Regions from separate parts of the Homo sapiens genome. Here region 2 is linked to region 1. A link is a contact called in ENCODE Hi-C data. All regions are on one chromosome and are shown on one strand. Each heading gives the region's core, a stretch centred on a gene start or an enhancer-like site at or near the end of the contact. The rest is flanking DNA. Distances are from core to core; before and after follow the strand shown. Region 1 holds the start of RNGTT (RNA guanylyltransferase and 5'-phosphatase). Region 2 holds the start of NDUFAF4 (NADH:ubiquinone oxidoreductase complex assembly factor 4).

The links. A loop is a pair of places that touch in the nucleus more often than their neighbours do. Pooled maps may share reads with other maps.
Region 2: a pooled map shows a loop between it and region 1 (8-fold over the local background). The contact joins the promoter of NDUFAF4 here to the promoter of RNGTT in region 1. A Hi-C loop is called at or near these places in 2 of 50 pooled maps.

What each region holds. Positions count from the first base shown.
Region 1 is chr6:88,961,875-88,965,418 of GRCh38, reverse strand. RNGTT (RNA guanylyltransferase and 5'-phosphatase) reads left to right here and starts at 1,801. Exons shown (of 16, transcript NM_003800.5): 1 at 1,801-2,073. The coding sequence starts at 2,010. RefSeq lists a silencer at 1,504-1,738 and enhancers at 1,722-2,101, 2,456-3,382.
Region 2 is chr6:96,896,475-96,900,119 of GRCh38, reverse strand. NDUFAF4 (NADH:ubiquinone oxidoreductase complex assembly factor 4) reads left to right here and starts at 2,229. Exons shown (of 3, transcript NM_014165.4): 1 at 2,229-2,454; 2 at 3,273-3,376. The coding sequence starts at 2,319. It also overlaps a transcript of KLHL32 not described here. RefSeq lists an enhancer at 2,307-2,406.

The sequences.
Region 1 (3,544 bases), core at 552-3,051:
TTTGATGAAAGACTCACCAATGAAGAGAATCTACATCTGATAAAGAGGAGATCAAGACATATCTGGGAGGGTGTCAGGGGTTCCAGGAAGCGGGGGAGGAATCATGTTGGTCTGTCTGTGAGCATCTATTTTTCTTCTCACAGAGTAGTAGAAACTTGGGACTAGGAGCAATATAGGCAGAAACACACATCAGGCAAGGCATTCCTGACAGGCAGAGAGAAACTGCCTGCTCATCGGGATGCCACTCTCCTACTCTACTCTCTATTGTGGACAAAAGGTAGCCACAGGGTCCTCCCAATTCTGTGGCAATGAGTATGGAGAGGGCATAACTGGATAGCAGAATAAAAATCCAGTGCACATTGCTGCCTTACAGCCAATAACAGTTGCTCGCCAGTGGTATGAAGCTTCTGTGTGCCTAGGACTGAGCTACTGGGTATAGCGTGTGTGGGAAGGGGAGTCACCAAGGGGAGTCATCCCCAGAAGGGGAAGGTAAGATACTCTTCCAGGATCAGGCTCACCTTTCCCATCCTTGGAGGGGGTCTGGGGATGGAAGGTTTTTACCACTTTGGGCATGGTACACACTCTATCAGCAGAAAAGGGAATTCATCGGAGATTATTTGGGTAGACTGATGGCCTTAAAGGAAACTGGGTATTATCTTGTTCTGTCAGGGGAGGAGTTTACACCTTCACTAACAGTTCTGAGCAGATGCAACAGCAGGACAGACCAGAAGTGTGACCTAACTCAGGCTGCCTCAGAGAGATTGCTGTTGGACTGCCTCTATTGATGGGACTCTTACTGAGGGGGTCCAGGCATTCAGGGGGTTGAGCGTCCCAGAAAGTTCCCCACCGACGCTTTAAAAATGTATTCCCTGCAGCCTTACGTTCTTGCAGTTCCAATATAGCATTGGTGTTTAAAGCCAAACTACATTATAATTGATTCGCCATCATCCAGCTTTATATTTAACACTTTAATCTGGTAACAAAGGAAAGGCTCGTTAAAGGACGGCATTTATAAAAATTTTTCAAGCACCTCTGCTTAACTCGAAGGGAAAATAAAAGGCACTGTTTATTTGGTAGGCCAAGGAGAACAACGCCACGAAGAGGTTCTCCACTGATCAATTCCTACCTTTGTCAATTATACCACATTAATTAGTAACTTTTTTTGGAGACATGGACCCTCTCAAACTCCCCAGTATGCTTTGAAACTTTGATCCAGAAATGTACAAACAAAACTCTAAGTGTTCTGGAATTAATTTCAGAAGCTTCATAGATCCTCGTAAGTACTCACCAAAAGAAAAATTCCCCATTTCTGGTACTCCAATCTCATGTCCTTAGAATTCTCCTAAGACTTGTTCCCTTGAACAACTTTCCCTAATTGCAAATCAAACCTAGATCCGGCTGGGACGCCAAGCTTGAGCTGTGGTAACGCTCAGAAGGCCTCTTTTCATCAGTAAAATAGATGCCTTAACGGAAGTGGCGGGCAATCTACGCATGGAAAGGCGCTTGGCTTCCCTCTTTTTTGGGTTTCTCTAGGTTGTCTGGATGGGAAAAAAATACACGCTTCGTCCTGCGGAGTTCGGTACGAGGGCAATTGCACATGCGCAAAGGCGAACCAGTAGCGTCCGGGCGCGTCCGTGGAGCGGGACGGGGCGGGGCGGGGCGGTGCCGAGTGGGGCGAGAGAAGGCCCGCTCCTCCCATTCGTCGCGTCCTTAACTCTTTGCTATCCTTCCGCTGAGCTTCCTCTTCTTTCCCTCTGACCTCGGAAAGGGGGCGGGGCTTTCGGGGGCGGAAGTTGCGGTGCATTGTGGGTTCTCCTGGAGCTGTGGAGTTGATCCTGAATGAAAGTGGCGCGCCGCCCCTGACGTTACCCGGATCGGAGAGGTTGGAATTCAGATTACGGCTGCGATTCGGGTGTCTCGGACCCCGGTGTGCACCGGACCACGGGGAGGCGGCTCCAAAGGCGCGGTGAACGTTGGTGAGGGAGGGCAGCTCTGCGCAGCCCCAAGACATGGCTCACAACAAGATCCCGCCGCGGTGGCTGAACTGTCCCCGGCGCGGCCAGCCGGTGGCAGGTAACCTGGACTGGGGGGCGTTCGAATCCCCACACTCCAACGTGCCCGGGGGTGGGCCGACTGAGGAGCTCAGCTTTTGGTGGTTCTGTGCCCATTAGTGGTATTTCAGGAGCGGGATATGCTCCGTCGGATTACGCTTCGTGGATGAATGGGAACATGAACGGGAGGGGATGGTCGGCGGATGGGGGGCACTTGTTACTATTCCTGCAAGGCTAACTGTGCGAATGTGAAGGTAGACAGGAGGTTGGTGGCAGGAGGTGAGGATCCAGGAATACAGTGGGCGTACTTTGAGTCTTAGTAGTTTGCGAACCTGTTAGGGTTCAACCTTCCCCTCGAAAGAAGGGATGAATATCAGTATTGAGATGGAGGAGGGTTAAGGAGGGAAGGGGCGGTTCCCAGCGGTGAAATGGGGTCACATTGAGACTGGGAATCTGGAGGGTGTTTTTGTTAGTTTTTTATTTTTATTTTCTTGTGAGACAGGGTCTCTTGCTCGGGCTGGGGATCCTCCCACCTCAGCCTCCCAAGTAGCTGGGACTACATGCTCCTGCCACCGCACCCGGCTAATTTTTTTATTTATTAAAGTATATATATATTTATAATGTATATATTTGAGACATAGTCTCTCTCTGTCGTCCAGGCTGGAGTGCAGTGGCGTGATCTCGGCTCACTGCCTCAGCCTCCCAAGTAGCTGGGATTACAGGCGCGTGCCACCACACCCGGCTAATTTTTGTTTTTAGTAGAGACAGGGTTTCATCGTGTTGACCAGGCTGGTCTCCAACGCCTGGCCTCAAGTGATCCGCCCGCCTCGGCCTCCCAAAGTGCTGGGATTACAGCCGTGAGCCACTGTGCCTGGCCATAATTTTTTTGTTTATTTTTTGTGGAGACAGGGTTTCACTGTGTTGCCCAGGCTGGTCTTGAACTCGTGGACTCAAGCGATGCTCCCACTTCGGCCTCCCAAAGTGTTGGGATTATAGGCGAGAGCCACCCCGCTTGGCCGGGTTTTTGTTTTTTTTAATTATTTTTCTTGTAGTTTTTTTCATCTTTATTGAGCTTGAATACAATAAGCTTTAAAGCGTACAGTTTGATAAATTTTGACTGTATATACACAAATATATCTCTTTCCTAGGAAACAACCATGAAACCCCTCAAAGTTTCCTCTTGCCCCTTTTTAAATCCCTCCTTCGCCTGGCAGCCACTGATCTGCTTTCTGTAATTATAGATTGGTTTGCATTTTCTAGAAATTTTTAAATAAATGGAAACATATAGTGAGTACTCTTCTTGGGGTGGAAGGAAGTGTGTGTGGCTTTTTTCACTCAGCATAATTAATTTGATACTCATCCAGATTATGCATGTATCAATAGTTTATTCCTTTTTTATTGCAGAGTAGTAGTTTATTGTTCTGGGTATACCACAATTTGTTTACCTGTTCATCTATTGATGGTCATTTGGGTTATTTCCAGTTTTTAGCTAT
Region 2 (3,645 bases), core at 980-3,479, 7.9 Mb before region 1:
CAGAGAGAACTTGTCTGGGGTCTGGACTCCAGCTCAGGGATCCTACTTGTCTTTCAGTTCATTTGACCTTTATTTGATAATTGTTTAGTACCTACTGTGTACTAGCTGTTCAATGTGTTGAACAGTGAACAAAACAGACAAAGTTCTGTCCTCAGAATTTACATTCTAGTGTGTTGTCAAGACCCTGGGTTTATTAGTATCTTAAGATATTCAGCCATACACATGCATCATAATACTCCACTCAGATGGAAGCTTCATTCTAAGCAGCATCCTAGTTATACTTTCCTTGGGGATCTGACTTCAATCCTTAACATAAGCCCAACAGGAGTTCTTAAGTTCAGAGTTCCTGTTAATTTATATGTTTTGACAAGAAGAGCTGGAATTATGCATTTATGGTTCAGGTTTTATTTCCATGATTCCCAAAGGGTGACAGCCAATTGTGAGTTTCTGATGGAGTGCATCTGCCTTCTGTTTTGCAATTTGAGGGCCTGAGCAGCACTGGGCCAGGATCAGGCAAAGCAGCTGACACATGCTGGAAGCTCTTTCAATGTTGAATCCAAGCTCTATTGGAATGTGTGAATTCAAATAATTATTTCATATTGTAATCCCTACTGTCCTGACAGTCACTTCTAACATTACTTTTTCATACTGCCCGAAGTTCGGTGGAATTTCTATGAAAATGAGATTTTCACTTTTAAAATATTTTAACAGGCAGTGAGTCGAATTGCTACCATGATTAAAGCACATAGACATAATGAGGCAGATTAAAATTTCTTAGCACCCATAGAAATAGAAATACCGTGCCTAAAAAGCCCTGAATCACAAGCATGCTTAAAAGTATCAAAGATAGAAATCTTGGAGCAGCCTGCCACCTTCAGGATAACTTCCCAGTTAATGCTATCTGAGATCACTGATTTCAGCTTCTATAAATTCCAAATACCAATCCCTGTAAAAATGTTCAGTATAATTAAATAAAGGGCATTTAAATTAGAGTGGCTGAAGCCGTCTTCCTTGCAGTGCTTTTGCTCTGATTAAGCATTATACTTAATGATTACATTAGTTTTCTTTTTAAAAAACTTTCCCTTTCTTCATTTTGGTTCTTTGATTCTTGTTTTATTATTATTATTCTATTCGATTATCTTTACATCAATATTTTCTTACTTTAAGCTGGTTAAAAACATCCACTCTACTTCATTTTGCTAAGCAGAGATCAGAACACTAAAAATAGATTTTGCAGCCACAGTAAGAGAAATACTGTAACTTCCTTCCTACTGCTTCCTTCCTGGTGGGTTTTATTTTAGATTAATAACAATATTTCTAAAGGGTCTTAAATAAAAGCAGCACTACAGTAACCCATTCAGGAAATGGAGAGAGACGGAGAAGGTGAATGTAACACTCGTTTTTTTGTTTGTTTGTTTTTTTTTTCTGACGTCTTATTGTCTGTTCCTTTCATTAAATTACACAGAGGCTTAAAAAGAATGAAGAAGGCAAGAGAGAAGAGAAATAGGAGAGGGAATGACTCAGCATTTAGTAGCATGGAGAAGTAAATTAGTAGCAAAAATAAGATAAGGGAAAGTATAACTAAAATCGATACCATTAGGTCAAATGAGAACGGGATGTAAAAAATAATGGAAAAAGAATACAGTGGCTTGAAAATGCATCAGGCGGGGGGACAGGAAAATAAGAGGCATTTAAATGAGAGCGGCTGAGAACAAATACTCATCGAAAGGGAACATCCTTTCATTATTTTCCTTTCACAAAAGCAGGAAAGGGCAACTTGAGAGCCCAGTTTGACCCTGGTTCAGTAAGTTCCATTTTTATCGGCTAACTCTTTGGTGGCATTGCCCTGTGAAACAACTTCAAGGTCAACTTCCTTACGACTTTGATTTTCAGCTCTTCACTGAAACTTTGGAATCACGTGGAGTCTTATCCAATGCTGGGCCTCACTCCACAAGAATTAAATCAGAAAGTCTGGGGTAGGGCCCGGCACAGAACTTTACAGAGCTTCCCGGGTGACTCCCTCGGAGTTCCAGCGTTAAAAGCAACCGTGGGTCTGGGGACTTAAGCCCCGCCACCTCCCGCCGGAAGCGGCCCTCGTGGGAGCCGTCACTCGCCCCGAAGGGAGGGGCTCCCTTTTAAATGCCCTGGGCAGAGAAGCGGTGTGTGGCCTCCCGAGCGCTAGGGGGCGACGGGCACGCATTTAAGCGCCCGCGGCGGGGCTTCCCCTCACTTGTGCGCATGCTCCGGGTGTCCCGGAGTTGTCCTGCGCCGGTGTTCCCACGTGCGGCCTGAACCTGAGCGCATAATGTTATGAGGAGATGGGAGCACTAGTGATTCGCGGTATCAGGAATTTCAACCTAGAGAACCGAGCGGAACGGGAAATCAGCAAGATGAAGCCCTCTGTCGCTCCCAGACACCCCTCTACCAACAGCCTCCTGCGAGAGCAGATTAGTCGTGAGTGGTGCGAGGGCGTTTCGGGGCCCGGGGGCGCGGAGTCCCTGTGCTGCCCGGCTGTCCCTAGCGTGGGTCCGGAGGCCGAGGGATCGGCGTCAGCCTGCTCGGCCGCAGCCGCTCGGGTTGGCGGAGCGTTGGAAGGGGGAGCCGCCAGGCCGGTGACATTGAGACTGTCCTCCGCGCCCGCGGTGAGGTCGGCGGCCCCGCCTACTTCCGAGACCCAGAGGCAGCAGCCAGTGCTCCCGCTAACCAGGCCCTCGCCGGCTGCTGTCACGGACTTGATACAGGGAATCAAAATCCGAGAGGGTCACAGAGCTTTCTCTAGGGGTCTTCACTGGACGATGGACGCAGAGCCTGACCTGGAATTTTGATTTCCATCTAAAGTATTTTCCTAACAGTCCAAATGATTATGTTTATTTTTTAAAAAAATTAAAGTGGTTAGGCCGGGCGCGGTAGCTCAAGCCTGTAATCTCAGCACTTTGGGAGGCCGAGGCGGGCAGATCACCTGAGGTCAGGAGTTCGAGACCAGCCTGGCCAACATGGCTAAACCCCGTCTCTACAAACAATGCAAAAATTAGCCGGGCGTGGTGGCGCGCCTGTAGCCTCAGCTTGTCGGGAGGCTGAGGTGGGAGAATCTCTCGAACCCGGGAGGCGGAGGTTGCAGGGAGCCGAGATCGCGCGACTGCACTCCAGTCTGGGCAACAGAGCGAGACTCCGACTCAAAAAAGAAAATAAAAGAAAGCGTTTGTGTTAAGCGTTTAGGATATTACAGGAAATTTTCCTTGATTTTAATATTGTGACTTTTTTCCTTTCCTTAGTCTATCCAGAAGTTAAAGGAGAGATTGCTCGTAAAGATGAAAAGCTGCTGTCGTTTCTAAAAGATGTGTATGTTGATTCCAAAGATCCTGTGTCTTCCTTGCAGGTAAATGTGTGTTTAATTAAGTGAATACACAATTTACTTATTTTGGGGCTTCAGGAAAATGATTAAGTGTGGCAAGTAGTAAAAAGAGTGCTCTGCAAGTGTGTGTTGTGATCAATCTACACGCCTTGGCAAAGTTTAAGCACACTGGTGTAAGACAGCAAGACACTTATGCCTTGGTTCACTGGATATTTACCAGAATTCTAAAATAACTTGTGGAAGTATTGATACAAGCAACTGTGTGAATTATTTCATAGTATTTCAGAATTTGT